Regions from separate parts of the Homo sapiens genome. Here all the other regions are linked to region 2. A link is a contact called in ENCODE Hi-C or POLR2A ChIA-PET data. All regions are on one chromosome and are shown on one strand. The core of a region is the stretch at or near the end of the contact, and the rest is flanking DNA. Distances in the headings are between cores, read along the strand shown.

Region 1 (4,415 bases), core at 225-2,724, 340 kb before region 2:
ACTCAGTTGGCCCAGTGGTCCAGTCTGTTACCATGTTTTGGGATCCTCCAATTCAGGCATTCAGTATGAGCCTCTCCACCTGATGTTATCTGTGCACTGTATTGACTGAGACATAAGATTTTCATCTAAACAGTGAATAAAAGCACTAGCCAAAGAATTGAAGTCAACTCTTAGTTAGATTTTGCCACTGAAAGCTTGCTCCAGGTTGACAATCATCTGAACATCAGGGTAAAGTCGTATCAACCTCCATAAGAATAATTGATTTTGCATCTAGCCATATTTCTTTATCTTGTCCACACAGGTATGCTGAGAGATCTTGTTGAAATCCAGTTAGACAACAGCCTGTTAGGAAATGAGGTGTGTCTGTTATGACACTCTTCGTGAGCCCATACTGGGGCCTAGGGATCTTCACTTTCACATTTAGGTGATTTTCTCAGTATTCTGGAATTGTCTCCAGTCCAGAAGACAGGATTTCCTTCAAAGAAAGTGTTTCTTATCATCAATCACCTCTTCCCTCTTGGACTTCCATTTCCTCTTACTGATGTTCACTTTACCCTTTTATATTGAAAACATCATTTTTTGACAGAATATAGAAACAAAACGGGAGGTTTTATGTACCATAGTGTTACCATGTGCATGCTCTAGAATCACACTGATCAGATTCAAATTCCAGTTCTACCATTTACTAGTTGTGCCTTAATTTCTCCCTCTGTAAAATGGTGATAATAACAGTACATGTTTCATAGAGTTGTTGGTTGATTTGACATTTACAACTGGAATGCCTCTCTTGGGATAGGCAGTTCAAAAAGAACAAGTTAATAATATATGTTGCACAACTGAGGTTTGGGAGGCTTATGATTTTTTAAAATTTTCCTTCCCTCTGCAATGCATGATGTTTGTGTGAAGGTGGCGCTAAAATAATGCCGTGAGAGCTATCGGCTCTGGAGCCCCAGACCTGTTTTTTTTTTTTTTTTTTTAAGCCATTTTCTAGCTCTTGCCACTAAAAATCAGGATATTAAGTAAAACAATAATAATTATAATTTTCAATGCAAACTCAAATAATAATGCATTTAACTACCCTCCTCTTTTAGTCTCCCTTAATCTTAACGTAGACAAGGCAGATGCCATACAGGCTGGATTTTGATTTGGAGCCTGATTCTGCCAAATAATAATAATAATAAATTAAAGGATGGTTTCCGAGAATTAGTAACAGTTATGGAAGCCACTGCAAGGGGCCAAATTAGGTGATTAAGAACAAGGCCGAGCACGGTGGCTCATGCCTGTAATCCCAACACTTTGGAAGGCCGAGGCAGGCGGATCCCCTGAGGTCAGGAGTTCGAGACCCGCCTGGCCAACATGATGAAACCCCATCTCTACTAAAGATACAAAAATTAGCCAGGTGTGGTGGCACATGCCTGTAATCTCAGATACTTGAGAGGCTGAGGCAGGAGAATCACTTGAACGTGGGAGGCAGAGGTTGCAGTGAGCCAAGATTGCGCCACCACTGCATTCCAGCCTGGGTAACACACCGAGACTCCATCTCAAAAAAAAAAAAAAAAAAGCAATCATGTAATTAAGTCTTCTGTGTTTTCTACCAGTTAGGTAACATTAAACCAGAACAGGAAATGTGATAATGTTTTCAGCAAGGTGTTTGATGATTCATCTTGTGATATCCCCTGGAGATAAAATAGAGGCACATAGTTGGATTCATAACTCACTAGTTACTGTTGAACATACTGTTGATTAATGGCTCAATGTCAACCTGTAAAGGAGAGAAGAGAGTCTTTGCTGGCACAAAACAAAGCTATGTTTTCAGTCCTGATCTGTTCAATAGTTTTATTGTCAGTGAGCATTTCAGGAAGAGCACTTAAAACACCAGGTGCCTACTGTGTGTAAGTCACAGAGTTTTCACAGCTCTTATATGTTTGTCATTGCAATAAGTCCTAGGAAGGGGCAGGACGCATTAAAACTGACCAGATAAGCTTTTGGCTGTTGTACAATGTTTCAAGTGGGAAAAAGCAACTTAACCTGTAAGAACAGGGTTGGGGTACACCAGCTTCATCAACAGCATTGAGAGGGAAGCATGATTTGACAGTAATGCTATCACGGTGTCATTTGAATTGATGTCCCCCAACATAATCACAAAGGGTCTTGCACTTTGTGGGCAGAGTAACTGTAACAAAATAGAGTCAGTAGAACAAAAAGTATAACCACCAGGGCCATTATAAGAAGCTGTAAGTCTTCGAAATATGAGTTAAATGCCTCTGTGTTTTCTGGTAAAGAAATGTTGACATTGGTGGGAGCAAAGGTCTTCCTCTAATTCTCAGCAACTGGTAGAGAAGAAAAGCAAGGGCATCACAAGAAGCAAGGGGAGAACGTAATGATAACACAAGGGTGGTGTCCTGGTTACTCTTGTCATTGTCATATAACAAATTATCCTAGCATTTACTGGCTTAACGCAGCAACATTTGTTTTTTTCTCACAAATCTGCAATATGAGCTAGACTGATGGAGACAACTCCTTTGCTCTACTTGGTGTCAGCTGGGACAACAGCTTGAAGGCTGGGTCTGGAGTCATTTCTACTCACATGTCTGACAGTTCATTCTGGGAGGTGGGAGGACTCAAGCAGCTGGGAACTGGAAATGGGGAGACTCCTCACGAATCTTTATCTCTGTGTGGTTTCTGCAGCATGGTGGCTATACATAGCTGGACTTCTTACATATTGGCTCAGGGCTCCCAAGACACGTTTCCCAAAAGGAAGTGGAAATGGGTAGAAGCTTTAGTTCTTCTTATGACTTAGCCTCATAAGTCGTGCAGCATCCTTTCCATCGCATTTTCATTTATGGAGGCAGCCACAAAGGCTCATCCCTCTTCCTGGGGAGGGGAATTAGACTGGACCTTTCAAGAAAAGAATCTTTAAGGTTCTGAAGGATATGTAGACCTGCAAATATTGTTGTGGCCATTTTTTGGAAAATACAGTTTGCCCCAGGTGATCAAATGAGACAGCCATACAATTAGCAGCTGAGACTGTGGAACATCAGAACAGCCATGGAGGGGCCACATAGTGCTCACAAAAGGCAAGTGAATTCAGAAAGAATGAGGTGACCATTTGCAAGTCCATGAGTACCAACCCCTATCCCTGCCATCAAGGAAGGAAAGCATTCTCGCAGCTGGAGTTTCAGGGATGAGATCTGAGCAAATGTCACACCATTCTGGCCCCTAGGATTATCCCTTTCTCTGCTGGGGTGCCTGGGAAATGTGGATTACACATCGGTGATATTAATGAGAACATGAGAGATGCTGATCTATGGACACTCGAAACTGAGAGGAATGTCAAATGACAGATCTGGTTTCTCACTATAGCTGCCAACACCTCTCAGATCCCAGTTCCAGAAAAAGAGGACAACTATCTGTTTTTTTAAACCTAATAGTATGAGAAAAGTCTCTTCAAGTAAATTGTATCTTCTACTACTCTACAGGACTCAACATAATCATCACTGAATTTATTTCTTCTGATTGCCAGGCACTGTGCTAGGTGCTGGGATATATAAGAGAGCTTTTTAACATAAAACGCACACACCTAATTAGCCAGCAAGCAAGACAAACAAAGGCTGAATCACTGGCCAGTAAGAAATCTTAAATATGTTAGTTAAACATGGAAAGTTGAGTTCATTTACCACAGAAAGAACACTTACAATTAAATTATGACAATGGCCGGGCGCGGTGGCTCATGCCTGTAATCTCAGCACTTTGGGAGGCCAAGGCGGGCGGATCATGAGGTCAGGAGTTTGAGACCAGCCCGACCAACATGGTGAAACCCCATCTCTACTAAAGATACAAAAATTAGCTGGGCACGGTGGTGCATGCCTGTAATCCCAGCTACTCAGGAGGCTGAGGCAGGGGAATCACTTGAACCCGGGAGGCGGAGGTTGCAGTGAGCCGAGATCACGAGATCACGCCACTGCACTCCAGCCTGGGCAAGAGACCGGGACTCTGTCTCAAAAACAAACAAACAAAAAAATGACAGTAAAACATGTTTCAACAGTCTATGCAATAAACAGAGAAGGAGGCCACACTCTGCATTGCCTGCATTATCCATCACAGGATTTTTGCCCTGGGCCTCACAAGCCCAGTCTGTTGATGAGCAAGTGGTTAAAGCTATGTCCCCTTCATGTGTGGCCATTGCCTTTGTAGGGGGCATTTTGAAGACATTGAAGAAGAACGTAAAGGATTCCTCGATTTTTGATCCACTTAGATGGTAAAACTGTAGATAATGAAAGAGATTTTAGAACTCAGAACAAGACCTTTGAGAAATTCTCTGTGAAGCCCATAAGAACAACCTAAAAATAGGCATTTCTACTTGCTATGGTTTGAATTTTAGCCCCCTCCAAAACTCATGTTGAAAATCCCCGATG
Region 2 (4,264 bases), core at 1,743-4,242:
ATCATCTCCAAAGTAATGCCCCAGCCTCTGCCTCTCACTTATAGGTCAGAGGGTCCTAAGTGATAAGAGAGAACCTTGGTGGAGGCTGCTCCACAATGGCCCCCATCCTGGAATTTTACCAGGAGCACCCTTGCTTGCCCACTCATCTGTCTCAGACGCCCAGGAAATTTTTGCACGTGTCATATCATCTGTGCTTATCTCAGTGTTGAGATAACCTTTTCCCTTGTTTTCTCCTTAATTTGGTTTTCCAGTTCTCTGCAAAAGAGAACTGCGGAGTGGGGACTGGACAACCTCTGAAAGAGCGCCTTCTGCTTTTGTGGAGTGCAGTGGCGTGATCTCGGCTCACTGTAAGCTCCGCCTCCTGGGTTCACACCATTCTCCGGCCTCAGCCTCCTGAGTGGCTGGGACTACAGGCGCCCGTCATCGCGTGCCCGCCTAATTTTGTTTTTGTATTTTTAGTAGAGATGGAGTTTCACCATGTTAGCCAGGATGGTCTTGATCTCCTGACCTGTGATCCGCCCGCCTCGGCCTCCCAAGGTGCTGGGATTACAGGCGTGAGCCACCACGCCCAGCCCCGGTTAATTTGTTTTGTGTTTTTAGTAGAGACAAGGTTCCACTGTGCTAGCCAAGATGGTCTTGGTCTCCTGACCTCATGATCCGCCCGCCTAGGCCTCCCAAAGTGCTGGGATTACAGGCGTGAACCACCGCACCAGGCTGTTCTTAGTTCTTAAGTAATGTTGACATATGGGTGATGATGAAGGAGATGATTAAAGCTTTCAAAGAAAGTGGAAGAATGTGTCAAATTCTCTCTTCACTTCCTAGATGACTTCAGTTTCCTAATCCATAAAATAGGACTAAGACCATTACTTATCTGATGAAAAGGAGAGACAATGTAATAAATAAGGTGCTTTGAATCCTGTATTAGTCCATTGTCACACTACTGAGAAAATTATAAATTACCTGAGACTGGGTAATTTATAAACAAAAGAGGTTTAATTGACTCACAGTTCCATATGGCTGGGGAGGCCTCAGGAAACTTATAATCATGGTGGAAGGTGAAGGGGAAGCAGGGCACATCTTACATGGCGGCAGGTGAGAGAGAGAATGCAGGGGAAATGCCAGACACTTATCAAACAACCAGATCCCGTGAGAGCTCCCTATCACAAAAACATCATGGGGGAAACCGCCCCCCACGATCCAATCACCTCCCAGGAGGTCCCTCCCCTGACACATGTGGATTACAATTCAAGATGAGATTTTTGGGTGGGGACACAGAGCCAAACCATGTCAGATCTCCAAATGGTAGCTATTATTTAGATGTCCTTTTCTTCTGTCTTGTTACAGTCACTGACACAGTTCAGGCTCTTATTATATCTCCATTGATGTCAGCTTCCAATCTAGTCTCTTGCATTCTCTGCTTCTGCCATCTATTTTCCAGTGTGGTGCCAGAGGAATCCTTGTAAAATACAAAGATGCATGTCATGCTACTGCACAGAATCTTTTAATAGCCTCCTTTTTTTTTTTCCCTTTTTCGAATAGGGCCTAAAATCTTCAATGTAGCATCCTTCCAGAAATAGTCTTCTGAACTTGGCTGCTTCTATTCATTCACGCATACATACATTTTACTGTCAGGAGCACCTTCTATATGCCAAACACTAAGCTACGTGTTTCACGTAGGTCATTTCACAGGATCCTGAAAACAACGCTTTCCTTAATATCTCCATTTTGCAGAAGAGGAAAGGGAGGCTCACAGGATGTGGAACTCACCCAAGAAGGCACAGCGAGTTGGTCATAAAGATTTGAATTCACTCTGGCTGGCACTCCCTTCAATTGGAGCTCTTTGTACTGAGCAAAAATGCCTCAGGGGCAGCAGGGAAGGGAATGACAGTATCAGCAGAAGGGAGCCAGGATCAGGACAGGGAGGAAGCAGTGTTTGGAAGAAGGGTGCTGGGGACAGGGTGCGGATGTAACTTCCCTTTCCAAGGTTGGTGATGTGGGGTAGGCACCTCATTTGGAGACAGAACTCTGGGCCTGGGCTTCAGGCACTTTAAGTGTGCACTGGACTTTGTGTTCCCAGAGGACCCCCAAACCTTCCAGTATCTCCTTCCTTTCCCCTTTCCCACCCAGCACACAGCCTGGTGCCTAGTGTGCACTCAGTAGACAACTGGGATATGACTATTGCCTCTGGTAGTCACATCCTCTCTTTGGGCTATGGGAGGCTGGACTGGAGGCCTTAAAGGCCCCTTCCGCCCTCCTGTTGGGCAGTTTTTCTTTCTTAGGGAAATCGCCTTGGGGCTATCGGGGATGGTCAGTACGCAGCTTGGTTAATCCTCTTTCCTTCCCCAGCAGCCCCACCGTCGTCCGGGTGAAAAGAAAGAACCTCGCTCCCTTCACCATCCAGGCTGAGGCTTCAGTCTTTCAGCCTGCAGCTTGGGGTGGAAGCCTCTGGGTGCAGGGGTTCGAGGACGCTCCTCTCCTTCTGTATTTGCCATTTGAGAGCGCCCAGTAGGAGTCATGCCTCAATGTTAGGAGGTTAATGCCAAACGCAGTGAAAGATTTTGTTCTTTCCTATTCTAGATAAGAGCAACACGAGTCTTCGGAGAGGTTAAGCGACTTCCTCAGGGTCTCGCAGTCAGCCGGTAGCAGAGACCGGGTGTACAGCACCCGCATGTTAGGACCAAAAGCCGGACACTGCTGGATTGACCCCTCGCGGCCAAGCGGGGAAGAGGCATTTAGGGGTCCTTGCGCAGCCGCGTGGCCCCTCCCACTCGGCCCTCGATCCACCCTCCTTGAGAGCAGGCAGGATTCTAGCATCACCCAGTGCCTTCATCAAGAGTCTTTAACCCCAAGCCCGCTCGCTAGCGACCTCCAGGCCGGTTTGGGGCGCGGTGTGGCCGGTGGCGAGAGGTGGAGTGGGGGCGGAGACCGACCCAGTCTTCGCAACTCTATTTGCATACGGAGGCGACTCGCTTCCTTCCCGCCCCTCCGCCGCGCTCTTCTTCCTTCCTTCTCCAGTCCCTTCCACTGTGCGTCTTCTGTCCCCCGTTCTTCCCCAGCGGACCCCTCTTTCGAGACTCCCTAGTGGGGTCCCCAGCTCCCGGGCGATCCTGCCCTTGCCGAGCGCGTTTTCTGGAGTCACCTGGGGGAGGGGAGTCCTGGGCAGGGCCGGGCTGGGGAAGACGCCTGGGGCACTGCCCGGCGTTAACAAAGGGAGCCGATACCGACCGGCGTGGGCGCGGAGCGGGCGGCCGCCACCGAGCGTGCTGAGCAACCGCAGCCTCCGCGGCCGAGAGTGCAGCGAGTGAGTAGGGGGTGCGGTGGGCGGCGGCGCGGCCCGGGCTATCCCGGGAGGAGTGTGATGCAAAGGGGCGCGGGAGGATAGCGGAGGCGCGGGGCCCGCGGCGCGCGTAGGGCGCAGGGAATCTCTCTCCAGCTCCGCCTCAGCTGCCTTGGCTCCGGGGCTGGCCGCCTTTTGGTTGGGGGTGTGTGCATTTTTGTCAGGGCCAAAGGGCCACCCTGGCTTCTCTCTGGCTCCGCGAGCCTGCGGATCCACAACAAACCCACGTGCGCACAGCCCCGGGGAACACGGATTTCTCCACGGCACCGTCAGTATGGGGTGGGGTGGCGTGGGGGCATTGCGCCTTGCAGAGTCTGGGTTTACGGATCGACAAATTGAGGCCCGCGGCAGCGGAGGGGGCACAGGCACCATAACAAACGCACGTGCGCCCTGCCCGGAGAGCTGGACGCACTGCATACCCTTAGGGGCCGCCCTGCGGTGCCGGGCCATTGTCTCAGCCTCGGGGGAGGGAGTGGCTCTAGAGGCGCCACTTGCTGGAAGAGGGCGAGAGAGACATTTAAAAGGTACCGCTTGGGCATCAGACTAAACTGCCAGACTTAAAAAGGGAAACCAAAACAAGAAAGCAGCTACAAAAAGGTTACTCCAGGCTGAGTCGGTCCCCGGCCGTGGCGCATTCTTTTGGGTGAAGTGGACCACCCCTCACCTTCACCTCCTGGAGGTCTCTTAGAGATGTGGGTTGGGTTAAGGGTCTAAGGGTGCCCCTCAAAAAAAGAGAGTGCTGGGTGCACTATTGTCCCCGCACTCCGGCGATTGCCTCTGTGGGGATATTTTGGTCGCCTCCTCAGCCTGCGGGAAGAATGTACGAGTCGCCCAGTGCGGTCTTGCTCTTTGCCTCTGAGGCCCGTGTCCGTGTGCCCAGACACCCCAGATGTCACTAGCCCCTTTTGGCTTGTTAATGCATTTTCG
Region 3 (4,716 bases), core at 1,729-4,228, 280 kb before region 2:
GCTGTCCAACAAAAGAGAGCTTGTTAAACATCACAGAGGAATACTATGTAGCCATTATTTTAAAAACCCTAGAAGATCATTCAATGCCATAAGAGGGTTTTTACAATATATTGTTAAGTGACAAAATAGAGTTATAAAGTAATATATATATAATATGACTCTATTTTGTAGAAGAAAAATGTATATGCATAGAAAAAAAGACTGGAAGGAAGGAAATCAAATCACTGCAGGTAACAAATATATTTCATGCAATTTACAGGTCTTTATTTTCTTTTGTTTATCTATATTCTAACTATTACATTTGTAATAAGGAAACAAAGCTACTTTACTTTTAAGTAAAGAGAAATTTAAGGAGCTGAGAGTGGTTTTGTCTGAGAAGAGAAATGTCAGGTGGAACGCACTTAAAGGGCTGCTATATAAAAGATGAAAACACGTTTTCTAATTGACCCAAGGGTAGAACTAAGGCCAAGAGGTAGAAGTTGTATGGACATAACTTTCCACTCAACACAAAGAATTTTTTTAACAAACAGAGTTTCATTCCTCAAGAAATACTGAGTTTCTCATTATTGGAGGCAATTTAGCCTAATTTGGATGATTTCTTGGTAGGGGTGATCTAGAAAGAATTGACTCAGAGTCTACCTGTTACATAGTAGAAGCATAAAAATGTTGATTGGCTGTGTATCTACACAAGTAGAAAGCTAGTTGATTTCCATCTGTGATCACTGGTAATACTCACATGACATTGTATTTTCTCTTTTAGCCTGTTGGTCTTTGCAAAGGTTCTCTGACTCGAACACACTGGGAAAAGTTTGTCTCTGTGACTTGTGACTTCTTTGAATCACAGGTATTTTTCAATCTAATTGCCTGTCTTTCTGTGAAGAAGAGCAGATTATCGATAGTTACCTGCCACTACCTTACCCCCTCCTTTGATTTTCCCAACCACCTTGCTCACCACTTTGCGCAGGCTAGCCTGAGTCCACATCCACAGGATAGCCAGTCAAAGACCTGTTATGCCTTGTTTCAGTCGCAATATGGTCCTGCAGAATAAGCAAGACAAATTCAGAAACAGGGAACTGCTGGCTTGGATGTGATTCAAGCCTCTGAGACATTAAATTCAGCGTCCCAAAGAAACCTTACCTCAAGCCACAGGGAGAAGTTATTTCCATGAAAATATTCAATCCCTTTCCAGAAGTGTTTATTGCGCACTTATTATAAGGTAGCCTGGTATATTTGAGAGGCAGTTTATATTTGAGGTGTATTTGTGCCTGGTATATTTGAAGCAGTTGAAACAGGACACTTGGGATCCAGTTTTGCTCTGGTACCTGTGAGCTGTGTAACAGGCACACACTTACCTGTTCGAGTTTTGGTTGCCTCATTTATAAAATGGGATTGCGACACTGCATCATTCAGATCCCTGTGAGAAGCAAGTGAAAGGACCTGAATGAAGGGTGCTGTACAAGGCCTGGTGCAGAATAAACAAGCAAGGAAAGGCACCTGCTGCTTCCACTACTGGGAACAGAAAGAGAGCTTGCTGGAGACTTCGAGTGAGTCATTGAACCTCTCTGGGCCATTATTCAGCTCTGAAATTGTGAGACTTACAGTCTCACAGTCAAGCTTCTACAGGTCCTGGTTCCCCCTGGCCCTTATCTGTTTTGTTTTTTAACCCTTTCACCAGGAGGCCCATCCCTCTACCTAGTCTCCCTTTGAAATGTTCCAACAGAAAGGCACAGATCAGCTTAGGCTGGTACTAGGCATGGGAGGACTTTCCCTGTGGAACTCTACATTCAAAAATGTTCTCATTCCAGGCTCCAGCCACTGGAAGTGAAAACTCTGCTGTTAACCAGAAACCTACAAACCTTCCCAAGGTGGAAGAATCCCAGCAGAAAAACACCCCCCCAACAGACTCCCCCTCCAAAGCTGGGCCAAGAGGATCTGTCCAATATCTTCCTGACTTGGATGATAAAAATTCCCAGGAAAAGGGCCCTCAGGAGGCCTTTCCTGTGCATCTGGACCTAACCACGAATCCCCAGGGAGAAACCCTGGATATTTCCTTCCTCTTCCTGGAGCCTATGGAGGAGAAGCTGGTGGTCCTGCCTTTCCCCAAAGAAAAAGCACGCACTGCTGAGTGCCCAGGGCCAGCCCAGAATGCCAGCCCTCTTGTCCTTCCGCCATGAGAATCACACAGAGTCTTCTGTAGGGGTATGGTGCGCCGCATGACATGGGAGGCGATGGGGACGATGGACAGAGACAGAGCGTGCACACGTAGAGTGGCTAGTGAAGGACGCCTTTTTGACTCTTCTTGGTCTCAGCATGTTGACTGGGATTGGAAATAATGAGACTGAGCCCTCGGCTTGGGCTGCACTCTACCCTGTACACTGCCTTGTACCCTGAGCTGCATCACCTCCTAAACTGAGCAGTCTCATACCATGGAGAGATGCCTCTCTTATGTCTTCAGCCACTCACTTATAAAGATACTTATCTTTTCAGCAGTATATATGTGCTGAAATCTCAGCATGAAAGCATTGCATGAGTAAAGATACTTTCCCTAACACCGGGAGGCGTGAGCAACTAATGCCCAGCACAGTTTCAGTCCCTAAATTCCCTTTAATTCCAGGACAGGTATTAGCTGCGTAGGGCCCATACCATTTCCAACCCTCTACCTCTTTTCATCTGTCTGGAAGTCTCCAGGTCTCAACAGTGGGGTAATTCACTTAGAGCTGGAGGCACATAGAAGGGAAGTGCACATGTGGCCTGTGCTAGACACTGTGGGAGCAGCAGACCGTGACAGTTCTCATCACTGTTACAATTTCTCTAGGACAGTTAGAGGAGGGCTCATCACAGCATTCAATTACAGTCTACGTTTTCCTTCTTTCAAACACTGCAGGGCCAATTTCCCCTCATTCAGTGATACCTATGTGCACACGCACACATGCACAGCAGATAAGACTTTGGACATTTTGACAGAGAATTTGCAGATGCAGCTATTGTCCTCTATCTTGGTGGCTGTTAGAAGAGGCACACAGGCCTCAGCATAATTTGCATAAGAGACGTAGACAATGTTCACACTCTGTTCCTCTTATCTGCTTCTCATAAGAAGGAAGTGATTATGTGGGGGTGTCATGTGGGGTCTTACACCGTGTTGGTCAGGGTCTGAAAGAAGCAGAATTGTACTCAGGTGGCTCAACTAAAAAGACTTCAGTTGGCTCAGCGTGCTGGCTCATGCTTGTAATCCCAGCACTTTGGGAGGCTGAGGCGGCCAGATCACCGGAGGTCAGGAGTTTGAGACCAGCCTGGCCAACATGGTGAAACCCTGTCTCTACTAAAAATACAAAAATTAGCCGGGCATGGTGGTACATATCTGTAATCCCAGTCACTCGGGAGGCTGAGGCAGGAGAATCGCTTGAACCTGGGAGGTGGAGGCTGCAGTGAGCTGAGATAATGCCACTGTTCGCCACCAGCATGGGTAACAGAGCTAGACGCCATCTCAAAAAAAGAAAAAGACTTCAGTGAAGGGACCTTTAGTGAAGGCTTGTTGCCCAGGCTAAGGGAAGGCCAAGGGATGCTGAGGCACCTGGACAGCCTTTGCCACCCGAGGCTGAGCAGGAGCAGGAGTGGCTAGCTTCCCCGCTCTGTTGGAACTATCCTGTGGAGAAGCCGCCCTGCAGAAGCCGCCCTGGTGGAGGGATGCAGCCCCTGCAGAACCCGGTGCTGGAACGAGAAGGAGCAGGGAATAAGCACCCTCCCCTCTCCCTCCCTTCCTGTTTCCTTCCAATCTCCTCCTCCCAATGGCTCTTTGAACTCAATGGTAAACTAGCCAGCAGGGAGAGCCTGGGTTATTCAATTCCCTGGAGCCAGCCTGGGAGACAAGACCAGGCAGAGAAAATCAAAGGATGGGCCTGAGGCAAACAGAGAGAAACCATTAGGAGCCTTAGCTGGGGTTTCCCAAGGGGTGTTCTATAAGGCCCTTCTCTACTGGTAAAAGGATGGGGAAGGGCCTCAGACTTTGTTTCTCCTTCTATCTACCACCTCCTTTGTCTTTCCATGGCTTAATTCGTGAAAAACTAGATTGTTCCCATGCTTGCCACTTCCCCACCACCTCTTCATTCCTTAGGTCACAGTAATGTGAATCTATCTCTTTTCCCATAACCCACTGACTTGGTGTTCCCTAACAATCTTTTATTTTAAATTAAAAAAAAAATTTCTGTTCACTTTTACTTACACTTTCAAGCATCTGGCAATGCTGACTTTGCTTGCTCTTCAGATTTTTTCAAGGAGATTGTGTCCCACAGCCTCCAGGTTTTTCTTCTAGCTTTCTGACCACTCCCCCTCATATCCCACCTTGGGCTCCTCTTCTCTGGCTCATCTCTTAGATGCTGTTTCTCTGGCTTTCAGTCCTTGATCTTTTTTTCTTACTCTGCAGACTCAGTGCAGACAAGCTAATCTGCATCCTTGTCAATAGTTGCAAAATGCTGCATTTATTACTGATCTGAGGCTGTTGTGTTCAAGTCATCAGTAGTTTGCAAATTGCTAACACTAATCTTCTACGACAAAATTTCAGGAGCTGAGTATTTCTAGTTATACAATATTAAGAGTTACCTCAGCTGAATGTTTAAAAAGAACATATTCAACAATAGGAAAATGAGCAACCCAATTTAAAAATGGGCAAAACATTTAAAAAAAATGAGATCGTGTCTTTCGCAGGAACATGGATGGAGC

What was found. A loop is a pair of places that touch in the nucleus more often than their neighbours do. ChIA-PET counts read pairs that join two places held with the same protein, here RNA polymerase II (POLR2A). Pooled maps may share reads with other maps.
Region 1: a loop to region 2 is called in a pooled map, with 7 times the contacts of the local background. The contact joins the enhancer-like site here to the promoter of ST6GAL1 in region 2. A Hi-C loop is called at or near these places in 1 of 168 maps with a recorded cell type or tissue (heart left ventricle) and 1 of 50 pooled maps.
Region 3: a loop to region 2 is called in a pooled map, with 3 times the contacts of the local background. The contact joins the enhancer-like site here to the promoter of ST6GAL1 in region 2. A Hi-C loop is called at or near these places in 1 of 50 pooled maps. POLR2A ChIA-PET finds 5 or more read pairs at or near these places in 2 of 52 experiments (A549 and activated CD4-positive, alpha-beta T cell).

What each region holds. Positions count from the first base shown.
Region 1 is chr3:186,588,462-186,592,876 of GRCh38, forward strand. No RefSeq gene overlaps it. Among named protein-coding and RNA genes, the nearest start is that of DNAJB11, 20 kb to the left of the region's middle. Within about 2 kb of position 1,475, at least 5 of the 41 ENCODE cell types and tissues checked have a DNase peak (open chromatin) inside an H3K27ac peak, as active enhancers do.
Region 2 is chr3:186,927,534-186,931,797 of GRCh38, forward strand. It overlaps ST6GAL1 (ST6 beta-galactoside alpha-2,6-sialyltransferase 1), which reads left to right and starts at 2,993. Exons shown (of 8, transcript NM_173216.2): 1 at 2,993-3,301. RefSeq lists an enhancer at 2,608-3,216 and silencers at 2,904-2,983, 3,224-3,413.
Region 3 is chr3:186,650,458-186,655,173 of GRCh38, forward strand. FETUB (fetuin B) reads left to right here. Exons shown (of 7, transcript NM_014375.3): 6 at 761-844; 7 at 1,806-2,684. The coding sequence ends at 2,174. All of the region lies in intron 1 of HRG-AS1 (HRG and FETUB antisense RNA 1), which reads right to left. Among named protein-coding and RNA genes, the nearest start is that of FETUB, 12 kb to the left of the region's middle. Within about 2 kb of position 2,979, at least 4 of the 41 ENCODE cell types and tissues checked have a DNase peak (open chromatin) inside an H3K27ac peak, as active enhancers do.